Linked DNA regions of Homo sapiens: region 2 is linked to region 1. A link is a loop called in an ENCODE intact Hi-C map of the cell type or tissue named here. Cell type or tissue: Calu3. All regions are shown on one strand.

Region 1 (8,000 bases):
GTGACTATGGGACATCTGAGTTGAACAGGATGAATATAAATCATTACACAAAAGTGATAAAGCTTTATGGCATGAGTATTTATGGTATTAATGAGTATTTGCCAGAAACAGGGAAGTATTTTTAGAATAAAGAGAAGTGAGGACAGAACGTTGAAGACTGTCCATTTGATGGAGTAGAAGCACAGAAAGAAGTCAATGAAGGTGACTGTGGAACTCAATATCCTAAAAGGCTCTCAAGAATTCCTGTCTCCTGGTTTTCACACCTTCCTGTCATCTCCTTCCTTTGCATGCAGGCAGGACATAGTAGTGGCTTGTTTCTAGTTGATAGAAACAGCAAAAATGAGAAAATCTCACTTCCAGGAATAGGTCATAAGAGATTGTGTCTTCCGTTTTTCTGGTATTCACTCTCTCTGCCTCTTCTCACATTATTGTCATGATGGAGAGGGACACTTGGCAAAGAACAGAGGGCAGCCCCCAGCCAGCAGCCAGAGAGGAACTGAGACTGCTGTCCAACAGGTCCTGGAGAATTCAATTATCCCAACAACCACATGAGTGAGTTTGGAAGCAGATCCGTCCCTAATTAAGCTTTCAGATAATGCCACAGATCCTGGGCCAATATCCTTTTTAAAACTTTGAGTTAAATTTTTTTTAAAATTTTTAATTGACCAATAATAATTGTATATATTCATAGTATACATAGTGACGTCTCTATACATATAATTTATATGATCAGATCAGATCAGGGTAATTAGTGTATCCATCATCTCAAATGTTCATCATTTTTTTGTGATGGAAAAATTCAATATCCTCTTTGTTTGTTTGTTTGTTTGTTTGTTTGTTTGAGACAGAGTCTCACTCTCTCCCAGAGGCTGGAGTGCAGTGGCATGATCTCGGCTAACTGCAACCTCTGCCTCCTGGGTTCAAGTGATTCTCCTGCCTCGGCCTCCTGAGTAGCTGGGATTACAGGAATGTGCCAACACATCCAGCTAATTTTTGTATTTTTAGTAGAGACGGGTTTTCACCATGTTGGCCAGGCTGGTCTTGACGTCCTGACTTCAAGTAATCTGCCTGTCTCAGTCTCCCAAAGTTCTGGGATTACAGGCATGAGCCACTGGGCCCAGCTCAATATCCAAGTTCTGGCTATTTGAAACTCTACATTGTTAACTATCGTCATTCTACATTGATATAGGACACTAGAACTTATTTTTCCTATCTATCTGTTACTGTGTATCCTTAAGCATCTTGATTGCAGTCTTGTAGAGTGTTGGTTTTGAGTTTGTTGGTAGAGTGTAGAGATCATGTCGCAGAGGACCAGCAAAATCATGCCTCAAATGCTGAGCCATAGACACTATGAGATAATAAACATTGTTGTTTTAATCTGTTAAATTTTGGTGTCATTTGTTACAAAATAGGTATCTTATGCAGACAGAAATATATCCTTTGAATAAATAAGAACAGAAACCAGAGTATGCAGTGTCATAGAAGACAAAAGAGAAAGGAAACTTCAAGAGGAAGAGAGTCCTCAACAGGCTAACTGTGGCACATTAGTCGCATAGGGTATTGGCTATTAAAAGACCCCTTGAACTTGGAAGTAAAATTTGAAAAAGTCTTTGATTGAGGGGCAATGGATAAAAAATAGCTTATGTGGTGTGGATGGGGATGTTGGCCAAGAGCAGACTTATTTGGGGTTTCTGGCAGGAAAAAAAGGAAAAGGAATTTACAACAGTAGCTTTGATGGAAAATTATTATCTTTATAATATAAATTTCTAGGTTTATCTCTAGGAAGAGGGAAGGTCTAAGGATCCTGAGAGGTATAGGAAGATGTGAAATCATTTATTGAGTACCTACTATATATCCCTCACTCGTTTCAGCACTAGAGACGCAGCAGCAAGAAAAAAAAAAGGTAAAGATCTTTGCCTCTCATAGTTTACATTAGAGTAGGAAGAGACAGAAAATGAAATAAGTAAAACATAAAATTTGTTAGATGCTGATATGTGTTATGGAAGAGAAATATTCTCAATATTCAGCCTTATGAGGAGGAGAAATACCACTTTCTCCAAGAAATATGGTAAAAATGTCAGATGATACTAGAGAGATGCTCTAAAATGGAGGGAGGGGAGAGGACAATTGAGCCATTTTGTAGAGAATGTGGCCTTTTACTCTGCTTTTGCCTAACACTTGTCTTAGCATATGTTTTTCAACACTGTACTGGGCTCCTACCTCTTTCACTATATTTATGCAGGAATTGACACATGTTGGAGGATTAATCGTTGATGTACAATCTTGGTCCCTTTATTATGGACGGCAATAAAATTCACAGTAACCAAGGCAGTACATTTTTCAATTACACATTATATTGTTTCATTAGCTGTCATACGTCACCTGCACCTACCTATCAACTAGCACTTTTTACTTCATTATGTGCCCGCAGTCATCTTTTAGTGACAATCACTGTATCCTGAATTGTCATAACAAGCCCTAATCTCAAGCAGCAATCCATGTTTCAGCTGCATTTTAGAACACATTTATGTATATGATTTCAGCAAATGTAGTTGAGTGCAATAGAATTGATTCCATGTCCTCCCTTCCTCCCCACCCCATATTTGTATATGGTATATATCTTCCCATTATTGTTTCCAGAGTAACATCACACTTTTCACTGCGAGTTGGCTCTACATTTGTGGACTTAACGTAATGGCCCATAGTGTTTAAATAGGTTGCCCAAAGTCACTGAATATATCAAGGTCTTGGTCATGGTGTTTCTAGATTGGTTCTCTAGAGTAGTTAGCAATTTTAGAGACAGTAAGGCAGGCCTGGAAAGGGTCTGTGAAAAAGTTCCTTAGAAAAGGGGATGATCTTTAAAAAAAGCAATCCATTCAGCCTGGACTAAATTCTGCCTCATGTGTCAGAGCCTATCATTTTCCTTCTTTTTCCTTTGGAGTTCTATTTGTGCAAGACCGTAGTGTCATTTCCAAGCTTTAATCAAAGATATACAAATACTCACAACTGCATTAATACCATGTCTATTTGATGATGCAATCTGTCTCTCCATCTGAATTCTTGCATGTGACGTGTGAACACTCCCAGTCCCAAATTTGCTACCACTTTGCTATAGATGCCTGAAATCGAGAACCCCATAGCATCCCTGTCTTGAGACCTTGTCAGAGTTTCACTCTCAACTAGAGATGTAGTTTTCCATTCCACTTCAAGTAAACTCAAGCCTTAGTCCCCTTTGCTTCCAGCTCTTCCTTAGCCAGGTCTGGAAACCCTGCTGAACTTCCTTCTGACTGCCTGGTGTTTTCTTAAAACAGACTTTCCCCACTCCTCCTTGGCCTGAAATATTCCAAAACAACATTCTGGGAATTCCCAATTAGAGATTCTTCCTCACTTCTTATATAACCAGTGAAGCTACCAATGCCATTCAGGATGTGGCCAATTTTATATCCTCTCATTCCTTTCGATTTTTCCGGTTAAGCTAATTTAATCCCTTCCCCACCAACAATCCCTTTTCCCAAATCCATATTCATAGTCTTCTTAGTAGGAGGTAAAGGGCATTAAATCCTAAAGGTTTCTGCTAATTTTCCCCATTCCTCTTTTGCTAACAGGGGAAGGCTTGTGTTTCCGCTGGGTTTGCTAGCAATGGGATTTTTTTTTCTCTATTCCTTAACACGGTTCTATAATTAATGCATGTTTCTTTGATTCTACATTTATATTTAACACATTTTAAAAGGTACAAAATGCGTTTTAAAGACGCTTCCCGATCCCTTGTGATTATTGGAGCACAGAGGAGCCATGTAAGGATCATGAGAGGAACTCAAGAAGGAGGGGTGGGCTACTGCCAGACTTCCCAGAGCAGAAGCCATGTGAAGGGGAAGTTCACTGACTTGGAAACTCTTGCACCACCTGCTGGTAATTTAGGAAAGCAATTATATGCCAGACGGGGACTGACGTACTCACTGTGGTATTTGGGAGCAACCACACTCTTTGCGTATCATTTTATCATCAGAGTCTGGAGGGCTGACAGATGCGGAGCTTGTGCTGAAACTTATGGAAAACTTAGTTTTGGCATCTCACACTCCTGGAAAACTGGCTAGCTTAAAAAAGAACGCTTTCTCCTCTTTTCCTCAATCCACTCCAACTCAACCTCAGCCTTGTGAGAGCTAAGTTTTCGAACGCCTCTCTATTCGTTCTACTCCGGTGTTGCTTCCTTGGCAAGTTCCTGAGTGGGCTCTTTCTCTCCAACTCTTGGAGCTCATTTTCTAAGAATAATGTCTACTTTGTTGTCCATTGACAGTGCCCTGGGGCATTCACATGCAAAGAGACTTAGAGACCAGGATAATTTCTGTGGCCTACAAATCATGAAAGGGGATGCTCTGGGGAGAGAAAGGAAAGAGTGCAAACTGAAATGGCTTTTCTCCTTGCATCAAAAATGCCTTGAGCTGCATCCCTTAACACCTTAATGGACACCCAACAGTCACTGCACTGATAAGGAAGCTACTAGAAGCTACTTAGCACAGAGTTATCACTCAATATGACTGACCATCATTCAGTAACTCTGAAATGTAAAGGATCCAGGTAATTTCTGTGGCCAATAGTTCTCAGCCCTCCCAATACATAGAAAGCACCTGGGCGCTTGGCTTATTAAATTGGTAGATTCCTGGGCACTGTCCCAGGGATCCATTTTATACCTCACATTTGGGCTCTGGAATCTGCACTTCTAAGAAAGCCTCTGAATTGTTCTGATACAGACGATGCTTAGACCACACTTTAAGGAACACCGCAGAAGTGTTTCTTATTCGCAGAATAAAAGGTTTCATTTCCAAAAACTGTTTCGCCAATTAGATCTTCTGTTCATTTATCCCACCTTCTTTACTATTGCTGCTTTGGAAGAAAATCAGATTATTGTTGGAAAATTAGAAAACACAGGTGAATAAAAATGAAAAATCAAACTCACATCCAGAGAAATAACTCATGCTAAACTGTTAATTTTTTGTGTATATTCTTAAAAAATGTATACATACACATAATATAAAATATTTGTGTATATGTCTATACTTTATAGGTTGTTTAGTTCACTTAATAAATCATAAATGTCTTTGCATACTGGCAAATCCATAATATCTTCATCATCACTTTTAATGGTTATTCCATTAAACAGATGTATGGTTATTCAGCCAGTGCCCTAACATCGAATATTTAGATTTTCTCCCAATAGTTCTATCTTATAAACCAAACCTGTGATGAGCATTTCTGTACATATGCCTACTTGTTCAGTCATTTCCTAAGGACAAATTCCTAGTAGCAGAATTATCAAGTCAAAGGATAATAGATTTTAAGGCTTTGATAAATTGCCAAATGTCCCCAAGAAATGTTTCCTGATTTACTCTCTCAGCGGCACTCAATAAAAATGAGGAAACACCCCTTCCCAATCTGGATATTATAATTTAAAAAAAAACTATTCCCATATGCTTTGATAGAAAAATTGTTTCTATTGTTTTAATGCGCAGTTATTTGACTCATAGAATGAATCTATTCTTTCTTACTATATGTTTGCCACCTAAGATTCTTATGTTACGAGCTGCTTTTTCATATGCTTTGTCCACTATATTTTTGAAACATTTGTCATTTTCTTAGTTAGTAGGAAGAACTCTTTACACTAACACTTAACAGTTTGTTAACTATATTTTATGTGAACACTTTGTTCACTGCATATGTGCAAATATATTACATATATTAACACTGTATTGGCTACATATTTGCAAATATTCCCAGACATTTTAAATACTTGTTGATAGTATTTTTAACTGGTTTGCTTTTATTGTTGTACAAGTATGATTAACTTTTATAAGGCAAAAATGTATCATTATGTTTTTAGAATTTCTGTCTTCAATGTCATATGTGACAAGACCTCTCCTCCTTCAAAATTATATAAATATTCACTCAAACTTTCTTCCAGTATTTTGTAGTTTATTTTTACACTTAGATCTTAGATTCATCTGAAATTTTTGTATGTGGAAGAATAACTTCATTTTTCATATTGTCAGCCTGTTGTCCTAATGGTTATCTCATTTTCTGTGAGAGAAAAGTTCTAAACAGCTATCTCAGTTACATACATATGCATGGTCTGGGAGAAATGAAACGAAGCAAAACATCTCCTTAGGAGGGTGCTCCCTGACATTAGCTCTGTGGAAAACTTCCTGTTGTAGTGGATTTTTGGGACTTCCTAATATATATCACTTCTGGAGGAAGCCATCCGCCTCCCCTTCCCTTTCCTTCTCACGATCTACAGATCTGTAGGTTTCCAAAGGCTGTTGCATCTCAGATAAATTGACAAGTAAAAGGAGAAGATAATGTAAGGAATTCACTATGATTAAATATTAATATTTTATTTGTATACTCCGGTTCCCTTCCATTCTCTATCAGTGTTTTCTGTACCTCACAACTATAACATGGTAGAGTGAAATGAGCACCAGCTGTGAGAGCACACATGTGTATTTTAACCCTGGCTCTGCCGCGAACTTGCATCTCTCAATCTTTTGTGAAATGGGGTGTATGCATTCGTCTACTTGGGCTGGTATAATGAAATACCACAGACTGGGTGGCTTAAACAACAGAAATGTATTTTCTCCCAGTTCTGTAGTCTGGAATTCCAAGATCAAGGTGCCAGCAGAGTTGGTTTCTGGTGAGGCCTCTGTCTTTGGCCTGCAAACGGCCTTTCTTCTATGTGTATGCAGAGAGAGAGAGAGAGAGATCTCTGCTGTCTCTTCCTTTTCATGTAAGGACACCAGTTCTGAACTGGAGCCCTACCCTATGACCCCATTTAACCTTCACTGCCTCTTTAAAGGCTCTGTCTCCAAATGCAGTCACAGTGGGGGTTAGGGCTTCAACTCATGAATTTTGGAGGGACACAATTCAGCCCATAACAATATGGATATCTAGATCTCATACAGATTTAAACACTTTGAACACCATTTCAAATAAGTGTCAGTGGCTTTGGGAAAAGGAGCCTGAAAAATGCAAATTGCATTTCCATTGAAGTCAGCCAATTTGTATTGAAGTCAGCCCAGGGCTGTGCTTGGAGCCCTGTTTGTTCAAGAGTAGTATACAAGCATAGTCCCTGCTCTTTAACTGCATAGCCTCTCATTCATTGTTGAGGAGGTGATGCCAACCTCTGAAACAATAAGAGAATAGTACAAAACCCAGTATCATTAAGGGCAAGTTGTGGGCTTCAACAAATGTTTCTACTTACCATCAGATAATAAGGCATCTTTAGAGTTCCAACACTAAAGTTGTGCTGAGACCATTTTCTGGGTTTTTAGCGCCTTCAGAGGCAAAGCAGAAAGTAGCATCAAATTTCTCCTGTGAAAACTTCTTTGAGTGTTAACTTGTTCTGAATGGAGGCAGGTAACCCTGTTCTGAGCTGACAAAATCAAACTTTACTTGATGCATGGACAGAGAAGCCCAGTGGAGTTTGATCCAGGCACATTTAGGTACATTACCTTCAAAGAGACCTGCTAGAGACTACAGGAGTTGCTGGAATTTTGGATCAAAGGGAGACAGGAAATAGCATCAGTATATTTTTTTTCCTGAAAATGAATGTTATTTCAGAAAACGGAAGCATGTTTGGGCTGAGAGGACAGGTTGCCAGTTGTCTGAACCAGTCATTCCAACCAGGCTTCACACTTCTGCAAAGAAGAGAGGGTGAGTTTACAGGGAGAGGGTGCAGTCCTTTTCAAAGACAAGTAATGGCATTAGTGTTCAAAAAGCAGATAATCTCAGTTACCAAACTGGTGAGAAGCCTGGCAAATCCAGCAGGGGTGGAAGGAGGGAACAGTGGGGCTGCAGATACTGCTAACAAGGAGTGCACCATGGCTAGCAGTGAGTCAGGCTCACCTGTTATCGCCTGACATCACTCCCTTTCCTCAGCTCCCTCTCCCCTTCCTTGGAAAGCAGATTGCTAAATACCTGATTGTAAGCCCCACAAGTGGAGCTACCTGAAG
Region 2 (8,000 bases), 280 kb before region 1:
ATTCTTTGCTGCCCTTCAAAAGCCTCTCAGAGAAGGATTAATCCAATACTCAAATACATCATTTGTAGACATGTCTGTGTTGATCAGAGAAACTAATGAATTCCCAAATAATCATATAATGATGTAATACACTCCACTTCAAAACCAAATGATGTTTGTTCTTGTGCAACTACCTGGAGGCAGAAGAAAGGAGCTTCTGCCTGTTTCCCTCCATCCCTCCCTTCCTCTCTCTCATTTTTCTTCCTTGCTTCTTCCCCAGCAACTCCCACTTCTCTCTAGTTCTCATTCATCTCTTTCTCTTTTATTGCTCCTCGAGTTCTTCATTGTTTTAAAAAGCCAACCTAGTTTCAGGACCAGCTTTAGGCACTGCTGATCCTCCCGTGGGCTGGGAAGCTCTCTCCAGGAATGTTTTCTTCTGCCACAGATCTGCTGAGTGAAGTGAGTCCTGCTGGGCCTCTCATTCCTGCCTGGTTCACCCTGAACATCTGCTCAGAGGTGAACGACGACGGAGGGAGAACACATGCATACCTTCAGCTCAGTGTAACATTTTCCTCTGCAGATCACAGACCTCCACAAGGCCCTTAAATCTTTTGAAATATAAATGGCAATTCTACTTGCTACTTGTAAGGCCAAGCCTGGTACCATTGGCGGCACCACAGAGTCATTAAAATTCTTCCGTCAGATCTTTGTACGTGCAATCAATGTATGGATTCCTTTTGACACAAACTGGCATTTCAACACACAAGGGAACATTGGTGAAAACAAGCTGGTTTATTAATTGAAGTGATAATAAATAATTCCCCTAAACTTCAATATGTTTAGGCCAAGTCTTGGCTCCGTCATCTGAGCTCTGAGGCTATTTTAAAACATGGAATTCCTTTGTGCTTTTTCCAGCATGAAACCAAATCAAAACCAGAAAGATCCTTTTCTATCGCAAAGTTACTTAACTGTTAATTTGGTAGTAGACCTTATACACCAAACTCTATAGGGTATTATTTAAATATGGTTTCTTTAAAAACTATTTAAGTGGCAACTTGCAGGAGGCAGAGACAAGAAATGGTTAAACAACAAACGCCCTTCAGCAAAGCACAATTTAAAATCTCATTCATCAGATTCCACCTGTCTTTGGAAAACATTCTAACTTTATAGAAATTGAAGACTATCCATAGCCCCGAAAACTGTTGGTATTAACACTGTAGGGCATCCTGTGTCCTGACGTCTAGGTTCCTTATCCAGAATACGTGTTCTGTCTGACAAATTTTGGGGGTGTTGTTTTGCCTCCAAGATATTCAGATGTTCCTTTTTTGACAACTGTGGTTTTAATTAACCATCTTTCTGTGTATTTAAAGCAAAATGAACTTGGTCTAGTCTGGACAATAAAGCATTTTTATTTATGAACGCCATCCCTGTCATGTTAATTTGCACCACATTTCTGATTTATCCTAAAAGAACACATTCCACAGTGGATTTGGAGGAGTTAAAGGGAATCTACAGGGTGACTTTAATCTTTATGTCTTTATATACTGGAGGGCATTTTACTGCACCTCTGCACTGCTCTCACACAATCATTTTCTGCTTTAGAAATGTAGCCATTTGGATCAATAGTTACAGTACAATATATTGTACTTCTGATGGGGGCCTCCTAGGATGATTAAGGAGCACTGTGGTGATTTCACCAAATACTTGATTATGCTCAAAAATCTATTTTTAAAAAGAAAGTTATCACAACATACACAGAGCCAAATTTATAGGCATTCTAATGAAATGTTACTTACACTACTTACGTATATTAAAATAAAATTAGGAAAAATGGAGTGCAAAGAACACTTTGCAGCTTGAAAAATAGAGATATTTAATGGGACACTAGAGCAGTAGCAGCTAGAAGTAGCTGTCTTTTGGAATTTGTAGCTGCTGTGATATTTTGACTGCTACCAAACACTGAGATTTTTGGGTTCAGCATCTATTTCTGGCTGATGTGATGACTATACACTTCTAATATTGGAAAGAAAAGAGGAGAAAAATCCCTGAGATGGCCACAGATGTTTGCAGAGTGCACAGAGATGGAGCAAGAAAAGATGTAAAGACAGTATATGTCTCCTAAAGTGTTAACAAATGTAGGCTTCAAGTTGAGGATTTTACTGTAAATTCTTTATCTGTAAACAAACTGGGTTATCACAGCTGTTTATTGTACTGCTAGTCCTGATCCTAACCTTTATGTCTTTATTGCTTATATACCATTCCCTTGTTTATGCGTCTGTACCATTTGGTGCCCTTGAACTTGGTTCCTCTGAGCCCCGACCCCTGCATGCTTGCTCACTCACTCTACTCACGTCTGCAATCGGTAAATCTGAGACAGGCCCTGGCTGATAGCCGAGCTGCAGTAGGGCAATTAACACAGAACTAAAGTGTCATTCATGGCAGGGTAGGGAGAGTGGCAGACCGCAGATGACAGTTCTCAGTTCTGAAGCTGTGACATCCAGGCCAGACCCAGGATTATAGGGAACAAGGGGAAAAAAGAAAAGGGGGAGGGTAGGGGGTTGTATTTGGATGGAGAGAGTTCTCCAAAGAAAAGCGCTGAGTGGTTTCTCTTTGAAGAATTGTTTATTCCCTGTATCAGATTCCAGCTGTCTGACCAGTTAATTGGATGAATACCTAGAGGAAAACATTCTGTGCACTAAGTGAATTGGGGAAAATGGGCATCTTTCTTTCTCTTTAGAAAGAGAAAGTGCTTTTTCTTAAAAAAAAAAAAAATCACCAACTCTCAGTCAGCCTTTAACGGTGTTTCTGCCAGACTTAGATTAAAAAAAGGAAAAGAAATATCTTTTATTAAGTGCTTGCCTCCCCCCACCTTTTTACCCGCTCATGGTTTCCCCTGCAGCCACCTACCTGTGCCAGCTCTGATATCTTAATAAAGTTAGTGTTGAAAAGAAACAGAGCGCTCAGGTGGCTGCTCTCTGAGAAGCAGGTTCCTTTTTAGCCCCTTCCTCTGAGTGGCTCTGGAGACCCACCTATGCAGTAAGAGAAAGCTACTCCCATTTACCCCAAGTCAGAGGGCTAGAGGGCCCCCAGGCCACCAGGGGGCATTCTGGATCCTGAGGTTGAATATCTAGGTGTCAGCTTCTTGAAAGTTGTGCAAATCAATTTTGAGAGCCATTTTTTAATTTTGAGTGCCCTCCTTCCCCTCCTTCTTCTTACTCCCCCTTTGCCACACTGGACCTTGGCTTACTTACAATTCTCTCCAAACATTTTAACTTTTCATGAGATTGCTTCCAACTGTTAGGAGGCCATATTTAATAGTAGTAGCTATCATTTATTGAGTATTTAATTGATGCCAGGTGTTCTATATACTGTAACTTTATTTTTCACCAAACACAAAGAAAGAAAAATATAAAACATGGATAATTATCTTTATGTTCCAGATGAGGAAGCTGAAACTAAGAACAATCAAATATCTTGCCCAAGGTCAAATGGTGAGAAAGGATAGAAACAAATTTCAACCTACTATGATTCCAGGAAACAAGTCTAAAGCACTGGACCTCTATCTCAGCTCTATTATTCACTGGCTATGAGATCTTTTGGGTCAGTCCCTTAACCACTCTATGTCTCAGGTACCTTATCTGTAAAATGGGAATAATAACACTTGAAGGATTTTTGTGAGGATTCAGTGAGTTGATCCTGTGTATATAAAGTGCTTGGAGTATTGTCCAGTGCACGCCAAGAATCCTGCAGATGTGGTAGCTGTTGTTATCAGCACCATTACCTTGCCTCCCTGTTTATGGTGCACAGGTGAAGGGATTAGCAAGTTGGGGAAGTTGGTATGGTAATTTACACAGAACAACTGGCAATCTATAGAAGCATGGAAACAGAAAAAGAAAGAAAAGACTTGAATTTTGGACACAAGATTTATTTTTGAAGCATCAGATAATTCCATCCAAATAAATGTGGATGATTCAGATGTGTACTGGGTTCACACAAAGGATGGAATGCTCAAAAGCAGTTCCTAGACTAACATTTTTCCCTTAATGGTTTGCTAAGAAAGCAGCTAATAAGGCTTTAGCATTACTGTGTTTCATGTCGTACACTCTACAGTGTGGTTGTAAAATGAAGGCAATCTCTGCCACATGAACATGATATATTGGAATTAGCATCTTGCCCAGGAAGATAAGACTGAAGTCCTGAACATCTACATTTGATAGTATCATGTTTCAGAATTGTATATATTTGTGCTAAAATGAACTTTAGGGATCATTTTCAGGATGAGGTGACGAAGTTGGGAGTTTGAGACCAGCCTGACCAACATGGAGAAACACTGTGTCTACTGAAAATACAAAATTCGTCGGCCATGGTGGTGCATACCTGTAATCCCAGCTACTCGGGAGGCTGAGGCAGGAGAATCACTTTCACCTGGGAGGCGGAGGTTGCAGTGAGCCAAGATCACACCATTGCACTCCAGCCTGGGCAACAAGAGTGAAACTCCATCTCAAAAAAAAAAAAAAAAAAAAAAATCTCAGTGGAATATAACAAAATGTATTTTGTTAGCTGCCATGTCTTTGGTTTCGCTGGAAGTTGACTGATCTGGGCTGGACTCAGATGGGTGGCTGTACTGATCTTGTCTGGGCACTCTCACAAATCTCTAGGAATGCTGACTTGGCTTGATTGACCCAAGGAAACTTGTCAGGGATGTCGTCGCTGTATTTGACTCATTTTCCTCTTGAAACCAGTAAGCTAACCCAAGCACAGTCTCTTACAGCAATGAGACAGACTCAAGAGCCTAACTTACAAATACTTTACAAGTCTCTTCTTTCATCCTGTGTGTCATGCTCCATTGGCCAAAGAGAGTCACATGGTCAAACCCAGATATGAAGAAAAGAATGAGGAAGAACAACCACCCATTGTGAGGCCAAAGCAAGTAACATGAGCAAGACTAACCTCAGTAGAATGAGAAAGTATACTCCCCCCATGGAAGTGAGGGTATGAGAATCAATCTTTCTGGAGAAAAAAAATTATTATACTTGGGGTTACTTTATGCATTTCTTGTTCAAGATTCATCTCATTAGACTATGATTCAAGGTCTTCCAAAACCTGGTAAAAACCTAGATACCTAATCTTGTTCATTCATGTATGCCCCTAAGAACATTTCAGCTCTAGTTAAATTAGTCTATGTGTTTGTTGTGTTTAGATTTACATATTATTGTCTCACCTTGTGCATCTGTTCAAGGAACCCACACCTGTCAAAATTCCACTTAATCATCCTACATATAATTTAATGTTCAGTTTATGTGCTTTCTCTTAGTTAAGAGAAAGCATATGGAATTAATGCATTGAACACTATGCTGGCACTCTGCTAGGGGCCTTGCATATGTCCTTTCATTCAATTTTTAAAATAATTTGGGCATTGTTTTTTTCTGAGAAAACTGAGATTCAGAAAGTGTATAAATTGCTAAGATCAAATGTGTTTATTGGTGACAGAGAAAATTCAAGCCAAAGTCTGATTCCAAAGTCCATGTTCTTTCTACACCACCATGAAACCTATCAAGTAAGATTTTACCTTCAGAGAACCCTTAGTATTTATTGCTTCTAACATTAATTTGACAATTAACATTAAATTGTTTTTAATTTATTCCTTGGAATTCTGCCATATTGCTACATGCATTCTTACATAACTCTTTTTTTTTTCTGTTTTTTGTTTGTTTGTTTGTTTGTTTCTTTTTGCGACAGAGTCTCACTCTGTCACCCAGGCTGGAGTGCAGTGGCGCAATCTCAGCTCACTGCAACCTCTACCTCCCGGGTTCAAGCAATTCTCTGCGTCAGCCTCCTGAGTTGCTGGGATTACAGACGCCCACCACCACACCCAGCTAATTTATGTATTATTAGTAGAAACAGGGTTTCACCATCTTGTCCAGGCTGGTCTTGAACTCCTGACCTTGTGATCCACCCGCCTCAGCCTCCTAAAGTGTTAGGATTATAGGCGTGAGCCACCGCGCCCGTCCTCTTACATAACTCTTTAAAGGCACATTTGTTAAGTTTTTGCTTATGTTTTATTTCCCCTAAGGCAAGTAAGAAATGTAGCCTTTAAACTTCTTTATTTGGATGAGAGTACCTAGTACAGTGCATTCCACATGTAAATATTAATAAATGCATAGTTTGATGAGTCTCAATAGGTTAGAAAATTGCCTTTAATATTAACTTATATCCCATGATGCCTTACCTCTTGATTATTAAAAAAAAAAAAAAAACTTTTTTGATAAGAAGAAATAACTGGGAAATCATTCATTTTTATTTTTTCTAAATTAGTGGCCATGGGCTGAGATCTTAAGAAAGCTATCGAATGTTAAGTCAGGATAATACATGGACTGTGTCTTTGTAATAGCTTTATTTTTATTTTTGCTGAATAATAATGGACTTTTTAAGTGTCTTTAAGGAAATAAAACTTGAATTCTAGCAGTATTGGATTGAAAACTGGTTAAAAGGAAGGATGCTGCAAAAAATTACTAGTTATCAGCTCAGAAATTAGTTGATGGCCTCTGGATCACAAGTGACACTGGTGTTCCGTAAGTTTATTAACAACCTGAAAGATGGGGTGAAGTGGCAGGGCAGCAAATTTATTTAACCACATAATTATTCAGATACTAAACATAGATGTAGTCAAGAATAAGGGGTGGGGAGAACTTCAGAAAGACCAAAGGCATTTAAGTAATCAAGCTCCACGATAGTGAATAGAATTCAGTGTTGCAAGTTCAAGGTAAGACACAGTGGAAGAACCAATTCAAACTACTCATACACAGTACACTAATAGCTTCTGAATTACCTACAGCCTCTCAAGAAAGAAATCGAGAAGTCACAGTCGACGGCTCAAAGAATATGTTGACATGACATACAGGAAAAAAATTTTGTAAATAAATAAGATATTGGGTTGTATTAAGAAGGAAATCAAGGATAATGTGAAAAATAGTATGTCTTTGTTATATATTAAAACATCTTAATAGTCATTCAGGAAACAGGGAATTAAAAAGTCACCTTGAGTGTTGCCTTTAGTTAGGAAGACTTCATCTGTTTAAAAAAGATAAAAGGGAAACATGGGGGAAACCCAAGGAGAATAGTAAAACCATCAAAAATTTGTTAGAACTCCATACAGGAGGCATGAGAGAGATTTCATGTCTTTGGTAGAGAAAATGAAACAGAAAAGATTGTGAATGGGAAAAGAAAGGCCAATGTGGTTTTTAAATTTATTTTAGGTTCTGGGTACATGTGCAGTATTGTTACATAGGTAAATTGTGTGTCATGGGGGTTTGGTGTACAAATTATTTAGTCACCCAGGTAATAAGTATAGTACCTGATAGGTAGTTTATCTATCCTCATCCTCTTCCCTCCTTCATCCTCAGGTAGGCCCCAGTGTCTGTTGCTCCCTTCTGAGTGTCCATCTGTAGTCAGTGTTTAGCTCCCACTTATAAGTGAGAACATGGGATATTTGGTTTTCTGTTTCTGTGTTAGTTGGCTTAGGATAATGGCCTCCAGCTCCATCCCAATGTGGATTTTTTATTGTTTCCTGATTATATGTGGATGTGTGGATATGCTAGCATGGAAGATGTGAAATAGAGGATGGATTTTTACCATGGGTCCTGTTTAGACAGAACACACACATAAGCCTTGCATGGCATTCCCACACCAATCCATTGTAAACCATTGCAATGTCTTTGTTATATATTCTAAAAAGAAAGCAGAGTATTTGTAACCATTAAGATTCCATAGGAATGCTTGACAGGAAATATATTTGCATCTAGAAATGATGAAAAAATTCTATGAGCACATTTCCAACAGAGAAAGAGTTAGTGTCATAGGTTACTTTTATCAGCTGGGACAACATTACAAATATCTGAATCCAATAAGGCTTAGAAAATTTGTGACTATTAACATTGTTGGATGTTCATTCAGGGTATATTCTTACCCACCAGCATCCATTCCTTGAAGGAAAGAAACATGGTGTATCAGCTGGAGTCCTG

What was found. Peaks named below come from ENCODE experiments on the same cell type or tissue, not always from the same donor. Only the 100,000 strongest peaks of a DNase experiment are listed, where the experiment ranks them.
Region 2: it touches region 1 in a loop (2.3-fold over the local background); 3 of 110 quality-filtered maps call a loop at or near these places.

Annotation. Positions count from the first base shown.
Region 1 is chr2:59,297,916-59,305,915 of GRCh38, reverse strand. The region is part of intron 2 of LOC105374754 (a long non-coding RNA gene); the gene reads left to right. Among named protein-coding and RNA genes, the nearest start is that of LINC01793, 84 kb to the right of the region's middle. In Calu3, a CTCF peak has its summit at 3,909 (motif pointing left); a DNase peak (open chromatin) is centred at 3,925.
Region 2 is chr2:59,580,219-59,588,218 of GRCh38, reverse strand. No RefSeq gene overlaps it. Among named protein-coding and RNA genes, the nearest start is that of LINC01793, 370 kb to the right of the region's middle. In Calu3, no CTCF peak of the experiment used is centred here; a DNase peak (open chromatin) is centred at 3,068.